4 separate regions of the Homo sapiens genome follow, and regions 1, 2 and 4 are each linked to region 3. The links are chromatin contacts, found by Hi-C or POLR2A ChIA-PET in ENCODE. All regions are on one chromosome and are shown on one strand. The core of a region is the stretch at or near the end of the contact, and the rest is flanking DNA. Distances in the headings are between cores, read along the strand shown. Region 1 overlaps FYN (FYN proto-oncogene, Src family tyrosine kinase). Region 2 overlaps FYN (FYN proto-oncogene, Src family tyrosine kinase). Region 3 holds the start of SLC60A2 (solute carrier family 60 member 2). Region 4 overlaps FYN (FYN proto-oncogene, Src family tyrosine kinase).

Region 1 (3,065 bases), core at 493-2,992, 470 kb before region 3:
GCTACAGGGAACACTGATTGGATATTGGTCATGACTGCTGAAATTGGAGCCATCATCCCCATGGTGCCCATCCCACCAAAACATGTATTAGTTTTCTGCTGCTGCCTAACAAAGTACTACAAACTTAGTAGCTTAAAACAACATCCATCTGTTAGCTCACATTTCTGTCAGTCACAAATCCAGGCACGGAGGGGATTCTCTGCTCAGCAAAGCCGAAATCAAATGTTAGCTGATTATGTTGTTGTTTGAAGGCTTGACTAGGGAGGAATCCATTTCCAGGTTCATTCAGGTTCTTGACCGAGCTGTTCTCAGCTCTGACCACCCATGTGTCTGGCCACATAGCCCCTTCATCTTTAAAGGCAGCTGTGGAGAATCTCCCCCACAATGAAGGCCTCTCTCACTTTTAATCTACTTTTCCAGGAACTGGCATACCGTTCACGGGTTCACCTGATTAGGTCAGGTCCACCCAGGATGATCTCTCAAAGTCGGCTGTGCCAAATAACAACCCGATGATGGAGTGACTACCCCATCATTCATAAATCCTAGGGATTTGCAGGGCACATACACCGGGAGTAGGAGTCCTGGGGGACAGCTCAGAATTCTCCCTACCACAATGTCATTTAGCAAGGCACATATTTTCACTCCCTCCAGTTGGCAGCAAAGAGAGGACTTTCCCACATTGGCAGAGTCCTGCATGCTTTTTTTCATAGCTGGGCTGGGGCCATTGGCTGAACCCAGCATCAGTGCTGAAAGTGTTTCATCCCTCAAGTATTAACATCTCCAGAGGGCCAACCCAGCAGTGACTTTTTCTCTGCTTCAGTACCTTGGGAAATGCTTGTGATCCCAAGAGTGGCCAGCATAGCCCTGCTTTCTGTCCAGCCTCCCCAGTCCTCCCTGGCCCTTCTGTCCCGTCTGTCCCCAGAAGGCAGCACTGCCTGCACTCTCTCATGGGGTGTCAGGATCATCTGATGCAGTATGCTACAGAGGAGAAAAGCCCCATTGTAAAGGATTGAAAGGTGCTGGGAAATTAGGAAATTTGGGTGACAGTTTCTGTGGCCCAACCTCATTGCTGCTGATGTGGTACTCAACTGTCTCTGAATGTCCTTCTGCTCCCAGTAATGACAGGGGAAAACTAAAGAAGGCTTTCCTAGGCTTTCAATGGATTAACTCTCTCCACTGAGAATGTAGCAAAAGTCCCCAAGTAGATTCTTATGGGTGTTTCTAATTTTGCGAGGATCAAGAGCCCTCTGCCATGAATCTTCTATCCTGAAGTCAAATAATTTCAGATGTGTCTCTGCCACATCTTATCCTTTTCCTAATGCTATTCCTGCTGACTGAAAAAGTGTGTTTGCTTGATAAGCTTCCAGTTTTTGCTTTTTTCCGAGAAAAGTGTGAAACCATGCAGTTGATCTGCAGTTCAGCTTTAAATTCTTTTTTCAACTGCCCCCATCTCAGTTGCTTGCATTTGGTTTCTAGGTTCTTAGTTCAGTTCCCTTCCTTGTTCTTATACTTCCATTATGATACCAGGAAACATGCCACCTCTAAGTACGGGCCAAATGTGGCTTTACCTGTCACTCTCCAAAGTCTGCTGGAGGCTGTCAGAAGCAGGGATTATGCCTAAGGGCTGTCACTTCTTCACACCCACCTAGGTTGGCTTCTGAGACAAAAGAGCATACACCCCTGAAATTAAAGTTATTTGTTGTCGGTTTCACTTCCTCTTCCTGCCATTCCTCCTCTGCCTGCAAGTGTATGTGTCTCAAGAGAAAGTAATTTGCTTGTGCAGAAGACTGCCAGTGGCCTTTTTCCCATTTTGGTACCTAGCTCCTGCACACACCTGAAATCTTATCACACGTCCTGCAAGCTTATAACTTGGGCTTACTGGCATTGCTTTATTGATTGGCACATGACGAAATATGAATGTGTCTGTGTTTAATGTGCATCTTGTAGACTGGACTGTGGTCTGTCTACATCAGGAGGAGGGAGTGTATGTTCAACCAGACTCATCTTGGATCGAAGCACCCTGTGCCTGTGGTAGTAAAGGATTGAATCTATCCTTTAGGTCAGTTTCCGTCAATCACTACAGGGCTATGTGGAGAAGCATATCTCCCATAGCATGGCAGCAGAAAGGGCTGTGATCTGTTGATAATGTCTGCCCTGCTTATGGGAGCAGGGTGCGGCGTTCCTTGAATCCTGTGTCCGGCAATTCTTCCCAGGTTGCTTAACACTATTGGCACATCTGTAAAGAACCACAGGACTAGGGAAATTTTAAATAGATCAAGTTTTATTTGCTTAGTAGAAAAAGGGCCCCTCCCTTTGCAAAAGGATTGGAGAATAGAGGCTTCACAGCTGTAATCCAGACACCTTGATCACAGGCACAGGATCCAATTGGTGAAAATGCCCTTCACCAGTTTTTCTAGGCATGATAACTTGCAGAAGACTATAGCCATGAGTTCATGGCATGTGGTATTTTCCTGATCAGAGTAACTCCAGGGCTCCACATTCACGATGGCATCATTCAGTGTTTCCCGGTGCCCCAGAGATCTATAGCAAGTGAATTAGTACATTCTATGTCACGATGCACTTACAGCATTGGACATTAAAGCCACAGCACATAACTCTGCATAATAAAGGATACTTTTATTTTAGCATGAATGATCAAAAGTTTGCCTTGTAGCAAGGAGCCTGGGCACACTGAATACAGCTCATGTAGCGTCTTCTGACTCTTCTGTCACGAAGCAGTTAGTCTGACTGCCCCACGGGGGAGAAAGAAGACCACAAGTTCCTACATAAATATTTTCATTGTGATTAACTTTTAATGACTTGAAACTGCATTTACTGATTTATTTTCACTTCTTCCTATGTGTCATTGAAGAGAAAAGAGTAAGCAAGATCTGTATAGAAACATTACTTAACTCAGAATGTCAAATGCGTGAAGTGGTGATGGTGCTGTCTCTTCTATAAAAGAGGATTGTTTTCTCCAAAATGATTTTGATTATTTTTAATTTATTTATTTAACTAATATTTATTGAGTGACTACTGTGTGCCAGGCACTGTTCTGGCCACGC
Region 2 (3,161 bases), core at 519-3,018, 400 kb before region 3:
TCTGAAATTTAAAACACTCCTGATCATAAGCATTTCAGAGAAGGGATACTCACCCTGAATTAACACAATCCATTCAATTTAGCTATTGTTTATAAAATAAAAACTAGCCCAAGCCTTGCTGAGTGGGCATATCTTGATTGCCACCGTTATTGTTGCAGAGGTACATTGTGAAGTTGCCAGGTCTGCAGGTCAGCCCGTTGCAGGTCCTGGTTTATGGATGGTTGGAAAAGAGCTAGTCCCATTCCAATTGTCATTGTCAGCCAAGTGCATTGTCAAAATATCCCACTTTCCTGGCAAAGCCCTCATTGGTATGTTTCCACTTGGCCCAGTGCGTGGAATTGTTTTCATATACTCCCCTTGCTTTGAGAGGTCTGGGCAGAAGAAAGCAGGAGAAGAAGAGGAGTGGGGAAGAGCGGAGGGGTGCAGACAGGAAAGGGGAGAGCGAGAAGGAGCCTGACCATGTGGGTCTGCCAGGACCCTGCATGGGCCAGCTTATGCCCTGTCCCCTGGCTCCAAATGCCCAGGAAAGACTGCCTCGGGAGACGCTACATGTTGAGGTTCACATCACCAAGTGTGCTGTGTCTGAGGCTTGGACCGAGCACTGGAAAAATGACCCAGTGGCCAATTAAACTTTCCATTGGCAGACATTGGATGAAAACTTTTTTTTTAAGTGAAATCTTTCCATTTGAGTAGTTTGTTTTTTAATGAAATGAAACATGTACTGACATGCGCTCTGTGGAGCAATAGGAGAGTGATTAATTAAACTCTGTGCTGCCATTTTGGAGGGAGGCACTCAGAGCCAGAGTCAAGCATTAGGAGGCGTTTCAGGGGCTGTAACCGCACCCAGAAGGATCTGTCAGGCCCTTCTGCCTGTTTCCCCTCAGTTCCTGTGGACTCCTGGAAGGGACAGAGACAAGGGAGATTTCTGCTGGTCCAAGCTCTGTCATTGCTGAAATATGAAACCAAGGACAGTACTAAAAGATGCGGCAAGGCAAATGCTTTGGAGAGTGCCAGTTCTGCTACGTGATTACACACTCTTCCTAATCTTTCTGGGCAATATGTATGAAGAAATAAAAACAGTAAATAGCCTCGTAATCAGTTCAGGTTTTGTGGCCAGATGAGGTCAGTTCAGATCAGTTCTGTAGTCAAGTGAGTTACAAAAACTTGATGGTGTTCAGAGCTCGTTGGATGGTGGAATTGTGGAGAAGGAAATGCTGGCCTCTGTCCGCGTTTATCTAGAGCCGGAGGAGGCTGCCTTTCATTCCCGAGCATGCTCCAGTTCCTCCCTTGCTTCCAGCTCCCCGCCCCCATCCCCCATTTTCAGCCATTGGAGGAGGATGTAGGCTAATTAGCCACAGCGCTGCCTCTCACTCCTCCCATGCAACTGAGGAAGTCGCTGGTAAAGGCATGCATGGCACAGAGGCAGGGACCCTGACTCCTTCACCAAACCTCTCTCCCTAAAATAAGGGGTCGCCCTGACACGTGAGTGAGGTTATTTTACAATAATTGCATTGAAGGCCTACTTCAGTACAGCAGAAACAATATGTGAATTTTTATTACCTCAAGAAATGATAATGGCAGAGAATAAGAAAGCATCCTGAAAAGGTCTGGAGAGACATGTGACTGACAGGCTGTGGTTGACAGCCAGGAGGAGCCAGGATACACTCAGCTCCACAAGTAACAACACAACCAAGAGGACTGGCAACAGACCCCGAAGTCCGAGTGTTCCCTCTGCAGGGGGACAGGCTGTGCTCTGGCCCAGCGCCTCTGGCTGTGCTGACAAGTTTCTAGCTAACGGGTCGCCACCTCCCCTAGAAGTAAAGGAAGCTCCATGCATATGGTGTGTGCTCCTGCTGGCTGTAGCCCTGGGAAATAGGGGAAGAAATCTTGGTTTCTATATGGCTTGACATCGGGTTCTTGCTCCTGCAAATTAACCGGGTCAGATACTGGGGAGGATTCCAGATGACAGCCTCACCGGCCAGGAAGCAACCAAAGCACAGCACAGCTTGACGGGGAGCTGGCAGAAGGTGATACAATGAAAAAGGGAAGCAAAACTAGAGAATAGTGGCTGGCAGTAGTTGGGAGGAGGTCAGGACACTGGCCACCCCCTAAGCATGGTAGTTCCTGTAGTGTTAAGGCAGCCAGTGTGCAGGAGGCCGCACTCTCTGAGGAGTTAGCGATCTGTCTTCTGTTAGTGCTATGCAGCCCAGTGTTTCAACAGCTTCCCAAGAGTCAGAAAAACCTCAAATGATGGATGGCCTGGCTGAAGTCATCAGTAGAGATAGGCCCCGGACATGGTCTATCTCCCCATCAAATTCACCAAACCTCAGGGCACTGTGGGGTTGCAGGGCCAGACAGTGCCCAGCCACGCTGGCATGATGGCAGATCTCCAACAGTGGGGAACTAAGAGTTTGCCCAGGCATGAAGAAAACGAATTTATGAAGTTCATAAATGGAGTTTATAAATGCTATAAACAAGGGGCAGCATGCTTTCATTCTGTGTGGATTTTTTTGTCTGCTTTATTCATATATTGTTGTCAGTTTAATTGAAGTATAATCTACACACAATAAAATTCAACAATTTTAAGGATGCAGTTTATTGAGTTTTGACAAACATAAACAGTCACACCACCCCATACATAATATAGAACAGGGGTTGGCAGGTCTGGCTCCCAACCTGTGTTTGTTTTGTACGTTTTTAAAGGGTTGTTAAAAAGAAGAAGACAGGGATCATATGTGACCCGCAAAGCCAAAAATATTTACTGTCTGGCCTTTTACAGGAAAAGTTTGTTGACCCGTTGACCCTGACAGAACATTCCCATCCCACTTGGAGTTCCCTCTGGCCCCTTGGCAGGGATTCCTCCCCTCCCCCAGGCAGCCACTGATCTGCTTTCTATAGATGTAGTTGCGCCTTTTCTAGAATTTCGCATGAATGAAATCATACCGTATGTTGCCTGTTGTGTCTGGCTTCCTTCACTTATCATGTTTTGAGAGTCATTCTGAATTTTTCATGTCTCAGTTCTGCACTCCTTCTTTACTCCTGAGTAGCATGGCAGGGTTTGACTCCTGGGGGGATGGGAGTACTCCGCATGTTTTAGCCACATGCAGACGCAAAGAAGAAGAAAGGGGATCTGCAAGTGCGGCGGTCAGGGCCTGGATCCC
Region 3 (3,276 bases), core at 68-2,567:
CATCCTCTCAACTCCCCCAGGATCATAATTATCAAGTGATAAGGAGGAGGTTTCCGAAAAGTGAATTGAGTGGCGACCCAGGGGTTTGGCAAAAGGCGCCTCTAGGCTTGCCCTTTGCTCCAAGAAAAACATTTAAGAATCTAAAGGTTGGTTTTATTAATAAATAGGATGGTGGGCAGAGTAAAAGACATATTTCTGGCTCTATCACTTAACCAGCTGTGTGATCCAGAAAGTCACTTTCCCCTCCGGGCCTATTTCCTTATCTGCAAAATTAAGCGGTTGGCTGAATTTGGTCAGATCACCAGGAAGAAATTCCAGAAAAGTAGTTTTTCTGTGTAATAATTTGGGGGTTGAGTGGGTGGGTGCGGAGAGCAGCGGCCAAAGACCTGGTGAACCCCTCTTGCAACCTTCCCATCCGACGAAGGAGACGTAGGAAGGCTTGCCGGGCCGGGCGCCGTGGCTCACGCCGGTAATCCCAATACTTTGGGAGGCCGAGGTGGGCGGATCACCTGAGGTCAGGAGTTTGAAACCAGCCTGGCCAACATGGCGAAGCCCCGTCTCTACTAAAAATACAAAAATTAGCCGGGCTTAGTGGCAGGCGCCTGTAATCCCAGCTACTCGGGAGGCTGACGCAGGAGAATCGCTTGAACCCTGGGGGCAGAGGTTGCAGTGAGCCGAGATCGCACCACTGCACTCCAGCCTGGGCAACAGAGCGAGACTCCGTCAAAAAAAAAAAAAAAAAAAGCTTGCTGGAGCTGAAAGACGTATTCAGAAAATCTATTTCCTCCAAGATTAGAATTGTGCCCATTTTCTAGATGATGAAACTGAGGCCCAGTCAGATTAGGTAACGCGCCCAAGGTCAGTTTGCAAGTGGCGAAGGCAAGACTCGAACGCCCCGGCCTGGGAGTGTTGCAGCCCCGGCTCTCACCAGCCCCAGGAAGGAGGCACACAGCATCAAGGTGGTGAACCACCGCAGCTTGCTCCCGGTCCCACCGCTCTGCCAGGAGACCACCACCACCTCCGGCTCCGGCTCATTCTCCGCCGGGGCCTCCGCCTGCAGGAGCCGCTGCCCCGCAGCCGGGGGCCCGGCCCCACGGAGCTCCACCTCTAACTCCAGCTCGGCGGCTCCGGAGAAGTCGTCTTGCTGCCGCCGCGCTTCTCAGCAGAACTTCTGGAGCTCCGAGAAGAGCACTGGCCCCGACCCCAGGCACGGGTGTCCCTCCGGGCGCCACCTCCCAGCGGACCGCCCGGAACCGGGGCAGAGAAGAGGAACTTCGGCACGCCGCAGGTGTTCGTGGCAAAAGACGCTCGCTCTCCAGCAAGCAGGCGCATGCGCGGGTCACGTGGCGGAAATGTGGCCTCTCGCCAACCGCTATCGTGCCTCAAGCCGGAAGTTGATATGGTTGCCTAGGAGACCGGACGTAGCTCTCTAGCCTAGGCATCATACTTAGCTGAGCTCACAGAGGCTGGCGGACGTGCGCCCCATGGCGGAGCGAGCTGAAGTTGCAGCCTGGGACCAGGGAAATCAAGAGGTAAAAATGCGGCCAAACCATTATGAGGAAAAGGGGCCAAGAATTACACTGTAGCGCCTCGCGCCGGCTCCCCGGTCTCCTGGGGAGCGAAGGGAGCCTGAAGAGCTGGTCCTTATACAGCTTTCTGAAATCCCTGAGATCTGTCAATGAATCGCGCATCTTTCACTCCACAAGTATTTGTTGAACGTCATTGTGTAAGTTATCACGTATATTATCTCAACCCTCACAACACTCCAAATTCCACGTTATCCCCGTTGTACAGATAGAAAGATTAAGTCATAGAAAATAATTAACAATCTGCCCAAGCTCAGTCATCGAATTAGTGGCCGTATATAAACAGTGTAACAGTAGCTCAAGAAAGAAATCGGGATCCAAAGCTGTGGTTTCAAACACAATTCCTGAAATAATTCCAATTCCTGAAATAATTCCATCGTTGTAAAGAAGTGGAGCGTGGCATCGATTTGAGGAATTTTTTTTATATACTTTAAGTTTTAGGGTACATGTGCACAACGTGCAGGTTAGTTACATATGTATACATGTGCCATGTTGGTGTGCTGCACCCATTAACTCGTCATTTAACATTAGGTATATCTCCTAATGCTATCCCTCCCCCCTGATTTGAGGAATTGTTTTCCTTTTGCTCTTTAACAAAGCGTACCACAGCCTCAAAATGTTATATACTTTTCTTTGTGGTCTATTTGAAATGTTCTTTTCCACCTGATTCTTCCAACTTTCATCCACTTAGGCTCCCAGACTACAAACCTTAGTCTCATCATCCCTTGCAACCCGTCTCTCCAGACTTATTCGTTTAGTCATTAAGTCTTCCCCCCACCCGCACCCCCACTTTTTTTTTTGTTTGTTTGTTTTCTTTTTTGAGACAGAGCCTATGTCGCCCGGGCTGGAGTGTTGTGGCGCTTTTTGGTAGAGACGAGTTTTCACCATGTCGGCCAGGCTGGTCTCGAACTCCTGACCTCAAGTGATTCGCCTGCCTTTGGCCTTCCAAAGTGCTGAGATTACAGGTATGAGCCACCATGCCCCGCCAAGCATTTCTTTTTTATTTATTTATTTATTTATTTATTTATTTATTTATTTATTTATTTGAGACGGAATCTCGCTCTGTCGCCCAGGCTGGAGTGCAATGGTGCGATCTCGGCTCACTGCAACCTCTGCCTCCTAGGTTCAAGCGATTCTCCTGCGTCAGCCTCCTGAGTAGCCGGGATTACAGGCGCGTGCCACCACGCACGGCTAATTTTTTTATTTAGTAGAGACGGGGTTTCACCATGTTGGTCAGGCTGGTCTCGAACTCCTGACCTCATGATCCGACCGCCTCGGCCTCCCAAAGTGCTGGGATTACAGGCGTGGGCCACCGCGCCCGGCCCGCCAAGCATTTATTTTAGAGCAGGTCAGCTGGCATTCCTTCATATGAGAATGTCTTTATTTCACTTTGATTCCTGAAAATATTTTCACTGAAAATAGAGTTCTGGGCTAACCGTTATTTCCTTTCAGCACAGAAAGATGAGATTTCTATTCGAGTTTTAGCTACCCATGCCACCCAACAGTTCCCAGCTGGGGTCTCTCCTCAGGACAAACCACAAGAAAAGAAGAAAAAAGCCAGGAAATTCATCCCCTTGCAGGTTTCTAAGTTTTGACTCCCTACCTCAATTCTTTATTTACTTTTCAGAGGCGGCAGGTAGTTGCCATTTGTATTTTGTCATGAGTCTTTCAGTCGTAATCAGTGAGAGAG
Region 4 (3,224 bases), core at 639-3,138, 490 kb before region 3:
ACCAAATGCTAAAACACTTTAGTAGGTTTACCTAAATACAGCTTGTCTTTCATATATCATGCCTTGACACTTCTTCTGCAAGACCAGTTTTTTCTGTAAGACTAATTGATATTGAGATTTCAATATATATAGAAATGGGACTAAATTTTATCCAAAGCTATTTTTGCCTCTATTTTGGGGGCATTCAAGTTAATTTCCCCCACTTACACTAAACTGTCAAATACTAGAATGTGGAAGCTTGAATATTAGAGATAAGTAAGTGCCCAGTTCCATTCCACCAGTTCACAGCCCTGTCTATCCCTCCATCCCACCCTCACCACCACCCTCCTAAAGCAAGATTATTAACACTGAACTGGACTGCTAAAACTTCTTCCTAGCATCTTTCAGGTGCTTTTGTGGCAGAGCCATTCTGCATGGAGCTGCCAGACCAAGTGTCATTCTTGCTTAGAACTCTTCAGAGCCTCCCCTCTGAGCTCCAAATTCAGTCCAAGTCCTCTCTTGGCTGCTTGCCTGATCAGAGGAGCCACTGCCTCCCCACTCAGACCCTATTCCACCTGGTGGACTTGTCACTCTTCCCTAAATGTCTTCCATGCCTCCCTGATGCCCATCTTTGCCCTGGCTTTTCCTGTGGCCAGGAATGTCTCAACCCTGCTCTAGATTTAGAAATCTTGCTTCTTTCTCAAACAACAAAATGTCTCTCCTCAATGGAGCCTTGACTGATCTCTCCATTGGAAGTGACTTCTTTTTCCACTAAGCTCCTGTTAGCACCCTACAACTTCCAACTGACAATTGTCTTGCATAGAATTATTTGTACACTTGTTTTATCAAAAGCTGCTCCAGTGGGCTGATAGCTTATTCATCTTTTTAATTCACCAAGGGCTGAGCATTTAGTAGAGAGGATGTATTTGTTGGATGGATCATGGGTAGATGGATAGATGGAGGAATGGATGGAGTTGAGGTTTAAGAGAGGATAAATAACTTGCCAAGATCACGAAGTTGGACTAATAGAATTAATAATAGACTCAGTTCCCAAATTCAGTATTAACATATTTGTCTAGCACCACTCCACATTCTCTTCCATGGTTTTGCTTTGAACTTTTGGTAGAAGCCTTAGTAATAAACATCCAGTTTTATAAAATAAAGTCTTATATTTGTTTATATTATAAATTTATTACTCCTTGATTTACATGCTTAGGAATATAAATCTGAGAAAAATACATGGTAGGATTTTCCTACCACATTCTAAAAGCTTAAGAAATATCTGAAGCTAAGCATGGTGGCTCATGCCTGTAATCCCAGCACTTTGAGAGGCCGAGGCAAGAGGGTTGCTTGAGCTCAGGAGTTCAACACCAGCCTGGGCAACATAGTGAGACCTTGTTTCTACCAAAAAAAAAGATTATTTACATGTGGTGGTGCACAACTGTAGTCCCAGGTACTGGGAGGCGTAGGTAGAAGGATAGCTTGAGCCCAGGAGGTTGAGGCTGCAGGGAGCTGTGATTGTGCCACTGCACTCCAGCCTAGATGACCGAGCAAGATGCTGTCTCAAAAAAAAAAAGAAAGAATTTGAATGGAGACACTGCCACTTCTGCACATCTGTCCTATATGATTTAAAATATCTCTGAATACCTTGAAAACACTGATCTTTTCAACTCTAAAACTCAGAATTCTCTTAATAAAATAGTATGCTGTAGTTATACTGTGTCAGCAGTTTTGGGGGGTTTTTGTTGTTAATTGTTTGTTGTTTTTGTGAGACATGGGCTAGGGATCTGATGTTAAAAATAGACATTAAGCCCCAGGACAAAATGGCCATTCTACCTAGAGACAGCAGTTCTGGCGTTCTGAGGCCACAGTGTAACATAAACATGATGTTGTCAACCTGAGCCAGGGCTGATTTGCCTCATTTGAATCTGAAAGGGAGCCCACATCCTTCCTGTTGCTACACAAAGATGCTGAAAAGAATTCACAGAGAAAACAAATGGACTAATGCGTGTTATGTTTCCCAGAAGTTCTGTCCCCAGTGCCCCCAAAATAGTAAAATAGTTGGGAATGAGGTTGAGCAAGAAAAGAATAAAGGAATAAAAGTATACAATGCCAAGGAAAGGCCAATAGAAACTATTCTTTTTGCTTTGCTTCTCTTGGTGTTTTTTTCCAGTGTGACTCTGTAGATAATGGCAAAGAGAAATGCAGGGTCATTTTTTCCATTTTCAAGTAAAACTTATTTTGCACAATAGACCCACTGAGGCTTGCACTCATTCATGTCTACGACTCCCATCTCTCCAGTCTCAACAAAAGTGAAGGTGGCCATTGTGTCCTTTCATTGTTCTGTGACTTTGCTGCCCCTTTCTTGCTTTTTAAAATAAGTTCCTTAGAAGTATGGAATGGCGGGAACGCATGCCCTTTGTTTCAGCAATTCAGTCAAAATTTCCCAACTTGCCTTCAATGTTAGTAAAAAAAAAAAAAAAAAAATGACATGAATTGTACTGGCATGAATCTAGGTGGTCTGGCCAACAAAGAAAGGAAAGGAGGGAAGAAAATGAGGAAAGGAGGAGAGAGGAAGAGCCTGCATCCCTAAAATTTCTTTTCTCAACAAATATTTACTTGGTTACCTCTATTACAGGCATTTATGGTCATTGTATTAATTCATTCTCACATTACTGTAAAGAAATACCTGAGACTGAGTAATTTATAAAGAAAAGAGGTATAATTGGCTCGTGGTTCTGCAGGTTGTACAGGAAGCATAGCGGCTTCTGCTTCCAGGGAGGCCTCCGGAAGCTTCCAATCATGGCGGAAGGCAAAGGGGAAGCGAGGCATCTCACATGGTGGGAGCAGGAGAGAGGGCTAGGAGAAAGGTGCTACCCACTTTTAAACAACCAGATCTCACAAGAACTCACTGTCATGAGGACAGTACCAAGGAGGATGGTGCTAAACCATTCATGAGAAACTACCCCCATGACCCAATTACCTCCCACCAGGCCTCACCTCCAAAGTTGGGGATTATAATTCGACATGAGATTTGGACGGAGACATACATGCAAACTGTATCGGTTATGTTGCAGAAAGTCAGAATGGAAGGAATCTGGAGCCAAGTACATAAAGGCAGGAGCTACTTCAAAACGGACATATATGTTAGTAGCAGTTGTACATGCTGTCACTCTTGGATCAGAAGTTAAAGATGTCAGACTTAAACTGGATGTAACAGGGAAATTCTACAGATGTGGGGATGC

What was found. A loop is a pair of places that touch in the nucleus more often than their neighbours do. ChIA-PET counts read pairs that join two places held with the same protein, here RNA polymerase II (POLR2A). Pooled maps may share reads with other maps.
Region 1: a pooled map shows a loop between it and region 3 (9-fold over the local background). The contact joins the enhancer-like site here to the promoter of SLC60A2 in region 3. A Hi-C loop is called at or near these places in 3 of 168 maps with a recorded cell type or tissue (CD4-positive, alpha-beta memory T cell, CD8-positive, alpha-beta T cell and PC-9), 2 of 37 single-sample maps with no recorded cell type and 17 of 50 pooled maps. POLR2A ChIA-PET finds 5 or more read pairs at or near these places in 2 of 52 experiments (CD8-positive, alpha-beta memory T cell and MCF 10A).
Region 2: a pooled map shows a loop between it and region 3 (2.6-fold over the local background). The contact joins the enhancer-like site here to the promoter of SLC60A2 in region 3. A Hi-C loop is called at or near these places in 4 of 168 maps with a recorded cell type or tissue (CD14-positive monocyte, Panc1, mammary epithelial cell and 1 more) and 4 of 50 pooled maps. POLR2A ChIA-PET finds 5 or more read pairs at or near these places in 1 of 52 experiments (activated naive CD4-positive, alpha-beta T cell).
Region 4: a pooled map shows a loop between it and region 3 (3-fold over the local background). The contact joins the enhancer-like site here to the promoter of SLC60A2 in region 3. A Hi-C loop is called at or near these places in 6 of 50 pooled maps. POLR2A ChIA-PET finds 5 or more read pairs at or near these places in 2 of 52 experiments (T-cell and activated CD4-positive, alpha-beta T cell).

Annotation. Positions count from the first base shown.
Region 1 is chr6:111,723,313-111,726,377 of GRCh38, reverse strand. The region is part of intron 3 of FYN (FYN proto-oncogene, Src family tyrosine kinase); the gene reads left to right. Among named protein-coding and RNA genes, the nearest start is that of TRAF3IP2, 120 kb to the right of the region's middle. Within about 2 kb of position 1,742, at least 6 of the 41 ENCODE cell types and tissues checked have a DNase peak (open chromatin) inside an H3K27ac peak, as active enhancers do; they include CD8-positive, alpha-beta T cell, where a contact is called at or near this core.
Region 2 is chr6:111,661,983-111,665,143 of GRCh38, reverse strand. The region is part of intron 13 of FYN (FYN proto-oncogene, Src family tyrosine kinase); the gene reads left to right. Among named protein-coding and RNA genes, the nearest start is that of TRAF3IP2, 58 kb to the right of the region's middle. RefSeq lists enhancers at 1,735-2,416, 2,417-3,098, 3,099-3,161. Within about 2 kb of position 1,768, at least 18 of the 41 ENCODE cell types and tissues checked have a DNase peak (open chromatin) inside an H3K27ac peak, as active enhancers do; they include psoas muscle, where a contact is called at or near this core.
Region 3 is chr6:111,257,380-111,260,655 of GRCh38, reverse strand. SLC60A2 (solute carrier family 60 member 2) reads right to left here and starts at 1,317. Exons shown (of 4, transcript NM_153369.4): 1 at 929-1,317. The coding sequence starts at 955. It overlaps SLC60A2-DT (SLC60A2 divergent transcript), which reads left to right and starts at 1,444. Exons shown (of 3, transcript XR_001743807.2): 1 at 1,444-1,532. LOC124901378 (a long non-coding RNA gene) reads right to left here. Exons shown (of 2, transcript XR_007059708.1): 2 at 2,946-3,276. RefSeq lists enhancers at 1,208-1,287, 1,608-1,667.
Region 4 is chr6:111,749,960-111,753,183 of GRCh38, reverse strand. The region is part of intron 3 of FYN (FYN proto-oncogene, Src family tyrosine kinase); the gene reads left to right. Among named protein-coding and RNA genes, the nearest start is that of FYN, 120 kb to the left of the region's middle. RefSeq lists an enhancer at 1,644-2,216. Within about 2 kb of position 1,888, at least 7 of the 41 ENCODE cell types and tissues checked have a DNase peak (open chromatin) inside an H3K27ac peak, as active enhancers do.